Linked DNA regions of Homo sapiens: region 2 is linked to region 1. The links are chromatin contacts, found by Hi-C or POLR2A ChIA-PET in ENCODE. All regions are on one chromosome and are shown on one strand. The core of a region is the stretch at or near the end of the contact, and the rest is flanking DNA. Distances in the headings are between cores, read along the strand shown. Region 1 holds the start of WDR59 (WD repeat domain 59). Region 2 holds the start of FA2H (fatty acid 2-hydroxylase).

The links. A loop is a pair of places that touch in the nucleus more often than their neighbours do. ChIA-PET counts read pairs that join two places held with the same protein, here RNA polymerase II (POLR2A). Pooled maps may share reads with other maps.
Region 2: a loop to region 1 is called in a pooled map, with 5 times the contacts of the local background. The contact joins the promoter of FA2H here to the promoter of WDR59 in region 1. A Hi-C loop is called at or near these places in 4 of 37 single-sample maps with no recorded cell type and 8 of 50 pooled maps. POLR2A ChIA-PET finds 5 or more read pairs at or near these places in 4 of 52 experiments (IMR-90, PC-9, WTC11 and 1 more).

The regions. Positions count from the first base shown.
Region 1 is chr16:74,982,537-74,990,050 of GRCh38, reverse strand. It overlaps WDR59 (WD repeat domain 59), which reads left to right and starts at 4,928. Exons shown (of 26, transcript NM_030581.4): 1 at 4,928-5,087. The coding sequence starts at 5,034. RefSeq lists silencers at 3,637-3,837, 4,873-5,182 and an enhancer at 4,483-4,542.
Region 2 is chr16:74,770,843-74,778,356 of GRCh38, reverse strand. FA2H (fatty acid 2-hydroxylase) reads left to right here and starts at 3,537. Exons shown (of 7, transcript NM_024306.5): 1 at 3,537-3,871. The coding sequence starts at 3,602. RefSeq lists silencers at 3,231-3,290, 3,301-3,430, 3,441-3,810, 3,851-3,900 and enhancers at 6,191-6,480, 7,276-7,355.

The DNA.
Region 1 (7,514 bases), core at 3,679-6,178:
TGAGAGGCTGAGGTGGGAGGATTGCTTAAGCCTGGGAAGTTGAGGCTGCAGTAAACCGAGATGGCACCATTGCCACTGCACTCCAGCCTGAGTCTGGAAATATAGTCTCCAAATACATACAAAAAGTCTCCAAAATACATACAAAAAGTTTGATTTTGATTTTGTTTGATTTTTTTGGTCAACATGGAAAGAACACTTACATGGGGATCTCAGGGGTGAATAGCAATGAAGAAGCAGCCAGAGAGCTCTGGATGTTGCTCCAGAGTCCCCACTCTTTCTCTCTCTCCTTCCTTCCTTCCTTTCTTTCTCTTCCTTCCTTCCTTTCTTCTTTTCTTTCCTTTCTTTTTTTTTTTTTTTTTTTTTTTTTCTGAGACGGAGTCTTGCTCCGTTGCCTGGGCTGGAGTGCAGTGACTTGATCTTGGCTCACTGCAACCTCTGCCTCCCGGGTTCAAGCGATTCTCCTGCCTCAGCCTCCGGAGTAGTTGGGATTACAGGGCACCTGCCCCCACACCTGGCTATTTTTGTATTTTTAGTAGAGATGGGGTTTCTCCATGTTGGCCAGGCTGGTCTCAAACTCCTGACCTCAGGTAATCCGCCCGCCTTGGCCTCCTAAAGTGTTGGGATTACAGGCGTGAGCCACTGCACCTGGCAGAGTCCCCACTACTTCATGACAGTGTCATGACATATGGGTGGGAGACTCCAAAGCAGGATCCGAGGAGGCAATTGGAAAGGTTCTCCTGCTCCCTCTCCCCAAAATTCTGCTGAACCTTTTTCCTACTTAAGAAAAAAAAAACATTGGGAGAACAGAGTGCACCAAGGACTTGAAAGCCAAAGTACTATCTTTGCCTATGAACCATGACAGGCAGATTTTGAGAACTAGATAAATATGAACTAAAGAGGTGGGAGTGGGGGAGGGTTGCAGAAATGCTCAGGCACGATGATCTTAGATCCCACTCATTTTGGTGGGAAGCAAATTAACAAGCTATGTACACAAAGACAGAGAGCTTTAGAAGAGCTATGTCTCTATTTGTATGTATGTCCAAAGTAAAACTCAAACGCCTAAGCAGGGCTTTCTTTTTTTTTTTTTGAGACAGATTCTCACTCTGTTGCCCAGGCTGGAGAGCAGTGACCCTATCTCCGCTCACTGCAAACTCCGTCTCCCGGGTTCAAGCGATTCTCCCGGCCTCAGCCTCCTGAGTAGCTGGGATTACAGGCGCCTGCCACCATGCCTGGCTAATTTTTTAATTTTTTAATTTTATGTATGTATGTATTTATTTTTTTTTGAGACGGAGTTTCTCTGTGTCGCCCAGGCTGGAGTGCAGTGGTGCCATCTCGGCTCACTGCAAGCTCCGCCTCCTGGGTTCACGCCATTCTCCTGCCTCAGCCTCCCTAGTAGCTGGGACTACAGGCGCCCGCCACCACGCCCGGCTAATTTTTTGTATTTTTAGTAGAGACGGGGTTTCACCATGTTAGCCAGGATGGTCTTGATCTCCTGACCTCGTGATCCGCCCTCCTTGGCCTCCCAAAGTGCTGGATTACAGGCGTGAGCCACCGCACCTGGCCTACGGTGGGTTTCTAAAGAAAAAGAAGGGGCAGTTCCTAAAGTCTTTACTAAGAATTTACCTCAAAATAACATAAGCTACTGATTGGCTATACGTTGTTCTTTGTATCACAAATTCGAGAAACATGAAGATAATGGATGAGGTAGCCAGTCAGGAATGAAATGACTTTAATTTTAATTTTTTTTTAGAGACAGGGTTTTGTTCTGTCACCCAGGCTGGAGCACAGTGGCGCGATCATAGCTTTTTGCAGCCTCAACCTCCCAGACTCAAGCAGTCCTCTCACCTCACCTTCCCATGTAGTTGGGACTACAGATGCATGCCACCACGCCTGGCTAATTTTAATTTTTTTTTTTTTAGAGATGGGGTCTTGCCATGTTGTCCAGGCTGGTCTCGAACTCCTGGACTTAAATGATTCTGTCAAATAACAGGTGTGAGCAAACACGTCCAGCCTTTGCTCACACTCTTAATGGTGAAGTGTTTTTTTTTTTTTCATAGTGTACTGTATCAATATCTTAACATTATACTGAAAAGCTCAGATGTCGGGCCGGATGCAGTGGCTCACGCCTGTAATCCCAGCACTTTGGGAGGCCGAGGTGGGCAGATCACGAGGTCAGGAGATCAAGACCATCCTGGCTAACACGGTAAAACCCCATCTCTACTAAAAATACAAAAAATTAGCCGGATGTGGCAGCGTGCGCCTGTAGTCCCAGCTACTTGGGAGCTGAGGCAGGAGAATGGCGTGAACCCGGGAGGCGGATCTTGCAGTGATCCACCCACCACTGCACTCCAGCCTGGGCGACAGAAGGAGACTCCGTCTCAAAACAAAACAAAACAAAACAAAACAAAACAAAACAAAGCTCAGATGTCATATTCTTCAAGATTTCAAGATGCCATTTCGGGTCGCCTATTTAGGCTTTTCTCTCCTGCCATATTGCTTGCAAATCTATTATAATATACAAGTCATTCTGCCAAGCACATTCCTGTTGTAGAGTAACCAGTTGTCCCAGTTTGCCTGGAACTTATGGGTTTCTTGGGATGCAAGACTTTTTGGTGATGCAGTGCTAGAATATGAAAAGGGATCAGGCATGGTGGCTCACACCTATGGTCCCAGCTAATCCAGAGGCTGAGGCCGGAGGATCACTTGCTTGAAGCCACTACTTTGAAACCACCCTGGGCAACACAACGAGACCATCTCTACAAAAAGTAAAAAAAAAAAAAAAAAAAAATAGCTGGGCATAGTAGCACATGCCTGTAGTCCCAGTTACTTGGGAGGCTGAGGCAGGAGGATTGCTTGGGCCCAGGAGTTGGAGGCTGTGGTGAGCTATGCTCACACCACTGCACTCCAGCCTCAGTGACAGAACGAGACCCTTTCTCCAAAAAAATAAAAATAAAACATGAAACGGTCCAGGCAACAAGTTAGTCACCGTAATCTGTCAACAAGTCTGTCTTCCCCCTTATAGCCAATACTCCAGGAGGGAAGAGACCACACTTTCTTACCTCTATTCATACAATGACTTGCACATACAAATAGTGATAATATTAACAACAACAATAACAGTTTATTTTATTTTATTTTTATTGATTTCCTGGCTTCTAGAACTGAATTAATAGTTTATAGTTGAGCTTTTCTACATCCCAGGCCCTGTGCTTAGTTCCTTACAACAATCCAATGAGGTAAGCCATTTTTCCCTTCTATAGGGAAACTGAAGCTAAACCAGTTAAATCAACATTTAAGAGTGTGGGACTGAAAAGGAAACTTAATCACCACCCACCATGTTAGTACAGTGGTTCTCAAACTTTTTGATCTTGGAATCCCTTTACACTGCTGTTAAAAATTACTGAAAATCCCAAAAAAACTTTTTTTTTTTTTTTGACAAGGTCTTGCTCTGTCGCCCAGGCTGGAGTACAGTAATGTGATCCTAGCTTACTGCAGCCTCCTTCTGGGCTCAAGCCATCCGTCCACGTCAGCCTCCCAAAGTGCTGGGATTACAGGCATGAGCCACTGCGTCCGGCCCCCAAAAACTTTTATATGTAGTATACAGAATTTAAAAAATATATTCATTATTTCATTTAAACATTAAGGCCCTTCACATGAATACATTTTAAAATGAAAAAGAACAATATTTTCAAAAAAAAAAAAAAACAACAAAAAATTCTGGCAAATCTGTTTTAATGTTTGGTTTATCAGAAAACAGCGGCCGGGCGCGGTGGCTCACGCCTGTAATCCCAGCACTTTGGGAGGCCGAGACGGGCAGATCACGAGGTCAGAAGATCGAGACCATCCTGGCTAAAACGGTGAAACCCCGTCTCTACTAAAAATACAAAAAAATTAGCCGGGCGTAGTGGCGGGCGCCTGTAGTCCCAGCTACTCCGGAGGCTGAGTCAAGAGAATGGCGTGAAGCCAGGAGGCGGATCTTGCAGTGAGCCGAGATCGCGCCACTGCACTCCAGCCTGGGCGACTGAGCAAGACTCTGTCTCAAAAAAAAAAAAAAAAAAAAAAAAAGAAAAGGAAAGAAAGCAGCTGGATTGCAGGAGGGGGTATAGCTCACAGGTAGAGCATTGGACTACAGATCAAGAAAACAGCTGGATTCTCACATTTAAGTCTACCTTCATTGTTACGGGAGGCGCTGCTGTATTGTATGAAACAATAAATTGCACATTCAGACTTTTAAATATCTCGATGGGATAGGCATCAGGAGAAGAGGTATCTTCGGTTTGCACGAGCTTTGATTTTTCTTTTTTCTTTTTTTTTCCGAGACGGAGTCTCGCTCTTGTCACCCAGGCTGGAGTATAATGGCGTGATCTCGGCTCACTGCAATCTCCGCCTCCCGGGTTCAAGCGATTCTCCTGCCCCAGCCTCCCAAGTAGCTGGGATTACAGGCGCCCGCCACCCGGCTAATTTTTGTATTTTTAGTAGAGACGGGGTTTCACTATGTTGTTTAGGCTGGTCTCGAACTCCTGACTTCGGCCTCCCAAAGCGCTAGGATTACAGGCGTGAGTCACCGCACCCGCCCCGAACGTTGATTTTGATTTGAGACTGGGTCTGGACGAATGCTGGGGACTCCAGCGAGGAGCTAGTCAGGACAACAGGCACCTCACCTCACCCAAACCCAAACCTGCGAGCCCTTCCCAGGTCACCCACGCTTGCTCGAGCTTGGACTACAACTCCCGGCAGAGCTCGCGGCAGGGGGTGTGCCCGCAATCGCGAGGAGCGTGGGTGACTCAAACCAAGTGACGGAAGTGAGCGAGGGCGTGCCTGTTTGTTGCAGGCGCGGTGTAGCAATTGGAGGACCCAGGAAGAAGGGGCGGAGCCTATGCTTGGGTCAACCAATGGCTTGAGCTCAGGAGCAACCAGGGCACGGGGCGTGTCGGGGCTGATTCTCTGGCTGTGTGGGGCGCACGGTCCCGGGATACTGGGGACGGCGGGGTGGGAGGGCGCCGTCCTGGGGCCGCGGCGGCCGGGCGGGGGAGATGGCGGCGCGATGGAGCAGCGAAAACGTGGTTGTAGAGTTCCGTGACTCCCAGGTGAGCTAGAGGCCGAGTGGAGCCCTCTGGGCATGCGTCCTCCCCGCTTCCCCTCCCCCACGCGGCTGCTTCCGTCCCGGGGGGCTACGGGGAGACCCTAGGCCCCGTACTGAGGAGGTGGGCGGGGCTTAGCCGACCTCTTAGGCCCCGTCGGGGGAGGGAAGACGACCATCGGGGGCAATCGGGGCGAGCATGGACGGAGTTTCGGGGCTCCCTACGCGGGTAGGGGAGTGGGGTCCGCCTTGTGACACTGAGGCAGAGACTGCGCATCGTGAGTGCTGAGGGGAGGCTTCCCACAATCAGGGTACGGAGCGAGGGCGTGACGGCTTCCCGAGGCCCTAGCCGCGTGTGGCGACTTAAGGCAAGTCGCGGGACTTTTCTAAGTCTCAGCTGCGTGGACGTAACCCTGTTGGGGTGAATTCGATGAAACACTGTTTGCAAAGTGCCTGTTGCAGCGTCTACGCGGTTAAGTGGTTCTTAATGCCATCATACTGGAAAATACCGTGTAGTGGATAGGAGTGACACTGCACGTGTTGCCCGAGTTCGAATCCCGCAGCCCCTACCCTGTCATCACTCCGTACACGTCAGTTTTCTCACCTGTAGAAGGGAGATGGTCGTACTTACAAGATTGGCTTAAAGATTTTATTTTTTAATTTTCTATTTAATTTAATTTAATTTATTTTTTTTGAGATGGAGAGTCACTCTGTTGCCCAGGCTGGAGTGCAGTGGTGCCATCTTGGCTCACTGCAACCTCCGCCTCCGGGATTCAAGCAATTCTCCTGCCTCAGCCTCCCAAGTAGCTGGGATTACAGGTGCGCACCACCACGCCCGGCTAATTTTTGTATTTTTAGTAGAGACGGGGTTTCACCTTGTTGGTCAGGCTGGTCTTGAACTCCTGACCTCAGGTGATCCACCCACCTCAGCCTCCCAAAGTGCTGGGATTACAGGCGTGGGCCACCGTGCCTGGCCTATTTTACTTCATTTGAGACAGGGTCTGGCTCTGTCACCCAGGCTTGAGTGCAGAGGCGTGAATCACCGCTCAGTTCAGCTTCGACCTCCTGGGCTCAAGCTATCCTCCCACCTCAGCCTCCCCAGTAGCTGAGACTACAGGCGCATGCCAACACGCCCGACTAAATTTTTCATTTTTTTTTGTAGAGACGGGGTCTCCCTATGTTGTCCAGGCTGGTATGGAACTCCTGGGCTCAAGCGAACCCCCTGCCTCAGCGTCCCAAAGTGTTGGGATTACAGGTGTGATTCACTGAGCACAGCCTCGAGTGAAGATTTTATGTGGTTGTATGTTGAGGATGTGTGGCACACACAGCATTGGGATTTGGATGCTGGATCCTACCCCAGAGCCCTTGTTTAGCTCATTGGACTACTTTACTCATAGTGGGTAGCTCTGAACCGGTCATATACATCCCCTCTTCCCCAGCACCTAGGACAGTGTCTTGGTGATTCTCTTCAATTTTAAATTTATTTACCTTTTTTTTTGAGACAGAGTCTCACTCTATGACCCAGACTGTAGTGTAGTGGCATGATCTTGGTTCACTGCAACCTCTGCCTCCCAGGTTCAAACGATTCTTGTGCCTCAGCCTCCCGAGTAGCTGGGATTACAGGCACGTGCCACCATGCCTGGCTAAGTTTTGTATTTTTTGTAGAGACGGGGTTTCGCTCTGTTGGCCAGGCTGGTCTTGAACTCCTGGCCTCAAGTGATCCATCTGCCTTGGCCTCCTAAAGTGCTGGGATTACAGGTGTGAGCCACTACACCTGGCCTATTATTTTTTGTAGAGACAGAGTCTCTTTGTGTTGCCCAGGCTGGTCTTGAACCCCTGGCCTCAGGCGATTCTCCCACTTTGGCCTCCCAAAATATTGGGATTACAGGTGTGAGCGACTGTGCCTGGCCATTCTTTTCATTTATTCAACTAATATTTATCAAATACCTTCTGTGTGCCACACTTTTATTCACTCATTTATTCAACAAGGATTTACTGAGCTCCCTTCAGGTATACACTATACCATGCACAGGTGATTCATACTGAGGGAGATCTGGATAAGTATGAATGGGTGATGTGGTTTCTTCTTTCCAAAACCCCATCCTGTCTTTTGCCGGAGAATGAGTGAGTGGAGGAGCTACCCACCATTTTGCTCTGTGGTGCCCTCTGATCAGTAGCCTCTACTGAGAATTTGAGCAGTAGCATTTGGATTAAGGACCCCCAAGTACTGTCAGCACAGAGTCTCCGTGAGACCTGCTCTCCCTAGGGAGGCGCCAGACTCCTTGGAAAAGGAACCATATTCCTGTTTTCTTTCTTGTTAATTGCTTTTACTGGCAACTAGGACAGAATAGAATCATGTATCATGCCTCTAAGCCTGCTAATTTGGAAGCTACTAATCTGCAAACCCTTTAATTTTCACAGAAACCCAGGTAGT
Region 2 (7,514 bases), core at 2,288-4,787, 210 kb after region 1:
ACTGCAGCCTCAAACTCCTGGACTCAAGAGATCCTTTGGCCTCAGCCTCCCCAGTAGCTGGGACGATAAGCCTGCATCACTACAACTGGCTAATTTTTTAAATTATTTATTTATCCAATTATTTTTGAGATGGAGCCTCGCTCTGTCACACAGGCTGGAGTGCAGTGGTGCAATCTCCACTCACTGCAACATCTGACGCCTGGGTTCAAGCGATTCTCCAGCCTCAGTCTTCTAAGTAGCTGGGACTACAGGGGCATGCCACTGCGCCCGACTAATTTTCTTGTATTTTTAGTAGAGACAGGGTTTCACCATGTTCGCCAGGCTGGTCTCAAACTCCTGACCTCAGGGGATCTGCCTGCCTTGGCCTCCCAAAGTGCTAGGATTACAGGTGTGAGCCACCGCACCTGGCCTCAATTTTTTTTTTTTTTTTTTTTGAGACAGAGTTTCGCTCTTGTTGCCCAGGCTGGAGTGCAATGGCACAATCTCACTGCAACCTCTGCCTCCCGGGTTCAAATGATTCTCCTGCCTCAGCCTTCCTGAGTAGCTGAGATTACAGGCAGGCACCACCATGCCTGGCTAATTTTTTATTTTTAGTAGAGATAGAGTTTCTCCATGTTGGTCAGGCTGGTCTCAAACTCCCGACCTCAGGTGATCCGCCCACCTCGGCCTCCCAAAGTGCTGGGACTACAGGCATGAGCCACCGCGCCCGGCCTGGCCTCAATTTAAAAAAAAAATTTTTTTGTAGAGACGAGGTATTGCTTTGTTGCCCAGGCTGGTCTTGAACTCCTGGGCTCAAGCGATCCTCCTGCCTTGGCCTCCCAAAGGGTTGGGATTACAGGCATGAGCCACCATGTCCAACCAAGTTTTTCCTGTTCTAAACAAAACTGTGATGAACAAATTCAGTCCTCCTTTCCACACAGCATCACCCCCAGCCTTTACTCCTGTAGGCCCCTACTTCCCCTTCTGTAATGGAGACAGTGTTCTCTGTTCTCCCCTCAGGTCCTTCCCCAGGGCCCAGGATTAGAGTGAGGGAGTGAGGCACTAACCCTGAGAGCAAAATCTACAGGCATGCCAAAAAACAAACAAAAAAAAGTAACCAAGATAAATAATATTTTAATGCAGTATTGTAAAACTTCAAGATTAATGCAAAAAAATCCATGATGGACAAAATATCAAAATTTTAAATAAAAACAGGAGCTAACCCTGCACTTTCACATCCCTGTCTCAGGAATCCCTGGCCCTGGTTCCAATAAAACTTTATTTACAAAAACAGGTGGCCAATGCCACGCCCCCAACCCCACCCCTCACCCCTGTCTTTTGACAATGTGATTTTTTAAAACATTCTTAAATATTTTGTATTGCGGTAAAATATACATAATATAAATTTACCATTCCAACCATTTTCAGTGTACAGTTCAGTGGCATTAAGAACATTCACATTGTGCAACAAAATAATTTTTTTTTTGAGACAGAGTCTCTCTTTCTCGCCAGGCTGGAGTGTGGTGGGGCGTTCTCGGCTCACTGCAACCTCCAACTCCCAGATTCAAGCGATTCCCCTGCCTCAGCCTCCCAAGTAGCTAGGACTACAGATGCGTGCCTCCACAGCCAGCTAATTTTTGTATTTTTAGTAGAGATGGGGTTTCACTATGTTGGCCAAGATGGTCTCGATCTCTTGACCTCGTGATTCGCCCACCTCGGCCTCCCAAAGTGCTGGGATTACAGGTGTGAGTTACCGCACCCAGCCAACAATATAATTTTTTAAATATTACGTTCAGGTATTAGATATAGTGATGACTGAGTTTTGGGGTGCCCCATTAAATTTTGCCCTCGAACATTATTAAAAAGTCAAGAAACAGTAGATGTCTGCGTGTATGTAGTGAAAGGGGGATGCTTATGCTATGCACTGCTGGTGGGAATGTAAATTAGTACAACTTGTTTGGAAAACAGTACAGAGATTCTTTAACAAACTAAAAGTACACTTTGGGGCTGGGCGCGGTGGCTCACGCCTGTAATCCCAGCATTTTGGGAGGCTGCGGCGGGAGGATCACTAGAGGCCAGGAGTTCGAGACCAACCTGGCCAACATGGTGAAACCCCGTCTCTACTAAAAATACAAAAAAATTAGCCGGGCGTGGTGGCACGCGCCTATAGTCATAGCTACTCTGGAGGCTGAGGCAGGAGAATCGCTTGAACCCGGGAGGCGGAGGTAGCAGTGAGCTGAGATTGTGCCACTGCACTTCAGCCTGGGCAACAGAGTGAGACTCTGTCTCAAAAAAAAAAAAAAAAAGTGCACTATGGGAGGCCATGGCAGGCAAATCGCTTGAGCCCAGGAGTTTGAGACCATCCTGGGCAGCATGGTGAAACCTCGTCTCTACAAAAAATACAAAAATTAGCCAGGCGTAGTGGTGCATGCCTGTAGTGCCAGCTACTTGGGAGGCTGAGGTAAGAGGATTGCTTGAGCCCGGGAGGTCGAGGCTGCAGTGAACCAAGATCGCACCACTACTCTCCAGCCTGGGTGACAGAGTGAGACCTTGTCACGGGAAGGGAAGGGAAAGGAAGGGAAGGGGAGGGGAGGGGAGGGGAGGAGAGAAAAAGTAGATTCACCATTCGGTCCAGCAATCCCACCACTGGGTATCTACCCAAAGGAAAAGAGTCATTATATGAAAAAGACACTTGCACACGAATGTTTGTTTTTTGCAGCCCAATTCACAATCGAAAAGATATGGAACCAACTTAAATAACCATCAACCAATGAGTGGATAAAGAAAATGTAGTTGATATACACGATAGAATACTACTCAGCCATAAAAAGGAACGAAATGAAGTCTTTTGCAGCAACTTGCATGGAGCTGGAGGCCATTATTCTAAGTGAAAGTGATTCAGGAATGGAAAACCAAACACTGTATGTTCTCACTCATAAGTAGGAACTAAGCTATGAGGACGCAAAGGCATACAGAGTGATATAATGGACAATAGGGAGAATGGGAGGGGGTGTAACACACACACACACACAAAACCCTACACATTGGGTATAATGTACACTACTCGGGGGACAGGTGGACTAAAATCTCAGGACTTACCACTATACAATTCCTCCATGTAACCAAAAACCACTGGTACCCCAAAAGCTACTGAAATTTTAAAAACAAACAAATATTTGCACCCGAGGCGAGCACCTCATTCGCCTCTCGCTCTCTCGGGCACCTCCTGGAGCCAGAGGGTCCCATGCGGCCAGCTCCTCCGTGGAAGCAGTTGAAGTTATTCCAGCAGCGATCAGGCCACCGAGGATGTCCGCCCAGACAACCACCCGCGACGGGGAGACTCGCTCCGCCTGTGTCCGCCCACCCTCCTCCCGCGCGGGACACACCTGGCGGGCGCGGCACTCCCTGTCCGCGGCCACCTGGCGCGCAGCTCCCGGCGCCGGGCCCGCCCCTCGCGGCTCTGCCGGGGCTCCCGGCCGGCCAATGGGAGCGCGGTATGCAAATGAGCAGGTGCGGTGGCGGCCCGCCCGGAACGGCCGCGGGGCTCCCGGGATGTTAGAGGCGCTCAGGGTGGCAGCAGAGCAGACGCCGGGCTGCGCGCTGGGAGCTGCGGTCTCCGGCCATGGCCCCCGCTCCGCCCCCCGCCGCCTCCTTCTCGCCCTCCGAGGTCCAGCGGCGCCTGGCGGCCGGCGCGTGCTGGGTCCGCCGCGGGGCCCGCCTCTACGACCTCTCCAGCTTCGTGCGGCACCACCCGGGGGGCGAGCAGCTGCTGCGGGCCAGGGCGGGCCAGGACATCAGCGCCGACCTGGACGGGCCGCCGCACAGGCACTCGGCCAACGCGCGCCGCTGGCTGGAGCAGTACTACGTGGGAGAGCTCCGCGGGGAGCAGCAGGTACAGCCGGGCCGGGGCCCCCCACCCCAACCCAGGCCTCCGTCAGCCTTCCACTCCCGGGCGAGCCCCGTTCACTTGCCCTCTAGCAGGACCCAAGGTGACAGCTTCTGCCCTCCCTTCCCTCGCTTTCCCTCTCTTCTCTCCAGGCAACAGGTCACTGTCGTCCCCTCCAACCCCTCCTTCCTCTCTCCAGGAACTTGCTCTTCCTTTCCACCCTTACCGCCTGGCCCGCCTCCGTGCCAGCTCTCCCATTTCCCCAGCACCCCTCCTTCCAGCGTGTTCCTTCTGCAGCCCCTGCCCTCCGACAACCTGGATTCCCGTTTCTGTCCCCAGCCCCCCATACGCCTCGGCTTTCCTTCCTCTTCACTTATCGGCCTCTCCCTCTTTGCAACCACTCTCCGTTTCTGTTTGGATAATGGGCTCAACCTGTTCCCACCTCCCCATCCCACCTCACTTCTGCTTCAAAGAGGCACAGATCAGTAACTCTTCTCACTAGCTTGGGTTTCCTGGTGCCGCCCTGGCCTTGCCTGGGCCATGTCTGGGGTGGACTGTGTCCTCCAACCTCTCAGACCTTCCCTTATATTCTTGTCCTACACGCTGGCTTGGGACTCCAAAAGAGTGAAATGAAAGGCATGAGCCAGTTTTGCCAAGGAAAAGGGACCAGCACTTTGGACCAGACTGTGTGCTGAGCTGCACGCTTCTGTGCAGTACCAGCTCCCGATGGTATTTAAGTCCTTAACTCAACCTGGGGCAGGTTTTGTTATTCCCATTTCAGGATATGGAATCTGAGGCTCAGGGAGGCTCTGATTAATGCGCCTAAGGTCAAATAGCTAAATAGTGGGAAAGCCACATGTATCTGACTCCAAAATCAATGCTGGCTCCATCCCAAAAGTCTTCGGGTGGAGGAGACAGACCTAGTCCACAGGATTCCAGGTAGGCTCAGGCCAGAGGCAAAGCGACTCTCTTGATGTTCCCCAGGCCTGGCTCTGGGACTGGTATGGGGCCATCATGCTTAGATATACAGTAGTTCCCCCTTGTCCAAGGGGATACATTTCAAGACCCTCAGTGGATCCTTAAAACCACAGATAGTACCGAATCCTATATATGCTATGTTTTTTCCCATATATGCATATCTATGATAAAGTTAAATTTATAAATTAAGAACAATAGGAAGAGATTAACAACAACAATAATAGAATAGTTACAACAATATACTGTAATAAGAGCTATTTGTATGTGGTCCCTTTCTCTCAAAACATCTTATAGTACTGTACTCACTCTTCTTGTGATAATGTAAGATGATAACATGAGGCCAGGCAAAGTGGCTGACATCTGTAATCCTAGCACTTTGGGAGGCCGAGGTAAGAGGATCGCTCGAGCCCAGGAGTTCAAGACCAGCCTGGGCAACATAGGGAGACCTTGTGTCTACAAAAAATACCAAAATTAGCCGGGTGTGGTGGCATGTGGCTATAATTCTAGCTACTTGGGAGGCTAAGGTGGGAGGATCACCTGAGAGGTGGAGGCTGCAGTGAGCCATGATCATGCCACTGCACTCCAGCCTGAGCAACAGAGTGAGAGCTCACCTCAAAAAAAAAAAGATAATAAGATGCCTACATGATGGGTTGGAGTGAGGTGAATGACAGGTGTGGTGATGTGGCATTGGCTACTATTGAAAAGTAATTTAAAACTTATAAATTATTTCTGGAATTTTCCATTTAATTATGTTTTTGGACCCAGGTTGACCGTGGGTTACTGAAACCATGGAAAGTGAAACCGTGGATAAGGGGGACTCCTGAAAACCAACAATTGTCCCCTGCTTCTAACTCTTGCTTTCAAGATGAGCCCAGCAACTACTCTTAGATCTTTGGTTGAAAGGACTTAGCACCCACTGTTTCAGGTGGCTTTTCATTGGGTCATCCTGCCTAATTTCTCCATCATTTATTCAGTCATGGAACTGGTTCCTTAATGGGTTGACAGCACTGTGCTGGGTGTGGGGAGATATCAATGAACAAAACGAATTCGGTTCCTGTCTTCATGGAGCTAATGGGATAATGGGGAAGGAGAGGGAACACACAGATCACATGATAGTTGCTTAATTAATGGTGTATCAGAGTACGGATCTAGAGGGGAGGAGCATAGAGAGCCTTCTTGAGAAAGCGACATTGACACTGAGAGCTGATTGATAGGCTGGGCTTAGCCAGGTGGCATGTAGCAGGAAGAATATTTTGGGCAAAGGGAACAGCACGTGTGAAGGCTCTGGCAGGAAGAGCTTGACATAGTAAAAGACTGCAAATAAAACCAACGTGGCCAGAGGCTGATGGGCAAAGACAGGGATGTGGGGGGAGGCCAAAAGTCGGCCGGGGCCACATCACACGGGGCTTCGTAGGCTGTGGTCAGGATTTGGGACTTGACTCTAACAAAAATGGGAAGCCAGGTGAGCCCGGGAGGTGGAGGTTGCAGTGAGCCAAGATCACGCCACTGCACTTCAGCCTGGGCAATAGAGCAAGACTCCATCTTAAAAAAAAAAAAAAAAGGAAGCCAGGGAAGAGGTTCAGGCAGGGTTCATGGTCAGATTTGCATCTTTAGAAGAGGACGCTGGCTGCAGTTTCAAGGAGGAACAGAGACAGCCTAAGTGGGTGTGAGGAGATCAGGCAGGATGCTGCTGCATGGCTGCCACTGCAGTGGCTGTGACCATGGGGGGAAGGGGGATGAATTCGGGAGAGTCTCTAGACAATATGCTGGGACTCAGCATTGTGTGGTGAGGGCCCAGTTTAATCTGAGAGGTTGGTGTTTGGTGTCGGCTCATGCTGAAGGGTTTAGAAGAAGATATAAGAAAAACTGAGTGCAGGAGGCCAGGCACGGTGGCTCATACCTGTAATCCCAGGAATTTGGGAGGGTAAGGCGGGTGGATCACTTGAGGTCAGGGGTTTGAGACCAGTCTGGCCAACATGGTGAAACGCTGTCCCTACTAAAAATACAAAAAATTAGCCGGGTGTGGTTGTGCACTGGGTGTGGTGGTGCCCTCCCAGCTGCTTGGGAGGCTGAGGCAGGCTGATCACTTGAGGTCAGGAGTTCGACATCAGCCTGGGCAACACGGTAAAATCTTATCTCTGCTAAAAATACAAAAATTAGCTGGGCGTGGTGGTGCATGCCTGTAATCCCAGCTGCTCGGGAGGCTGAGGTAAGAGAATCGTTTGAACCCAGGAGGCAGAAGTTGCAGTGAGCTGAGATCGCACCACTGCATTCCAGTCTGGGTGACAGGTAAGATTTTGTCACAAAAAAATAGAAAAGGAAAAAGAAAAGAAAAGAAAAACTGAGTGCAGGAAATAAGAGAGGTTGAGACTGACAGGTTTGCGGTGGCTCATGGGCCCGCCCTGTGTTGTCACTGTATCCTCTAGAAAGGAGCCTTAGGGTGTGGCTCGTCCTCGCAACACCATCCTGAGTATGCTTACAGCCACCCCTGGCCAGCTGCCCTGGATGGTCCCACCTCCCAGCTCTGCTAACCACCTAGCACCATGGTTTGCCTTGTCTGATGCTTAGAGAGGGACCCAGGGACCCAGTCTCACATGTGCTTCTGACCTGTATGCTCATCTGTTGCCTAAGAGCCCGAGGGCGGGCCATGCTGCAGACATCCTTACTTCTG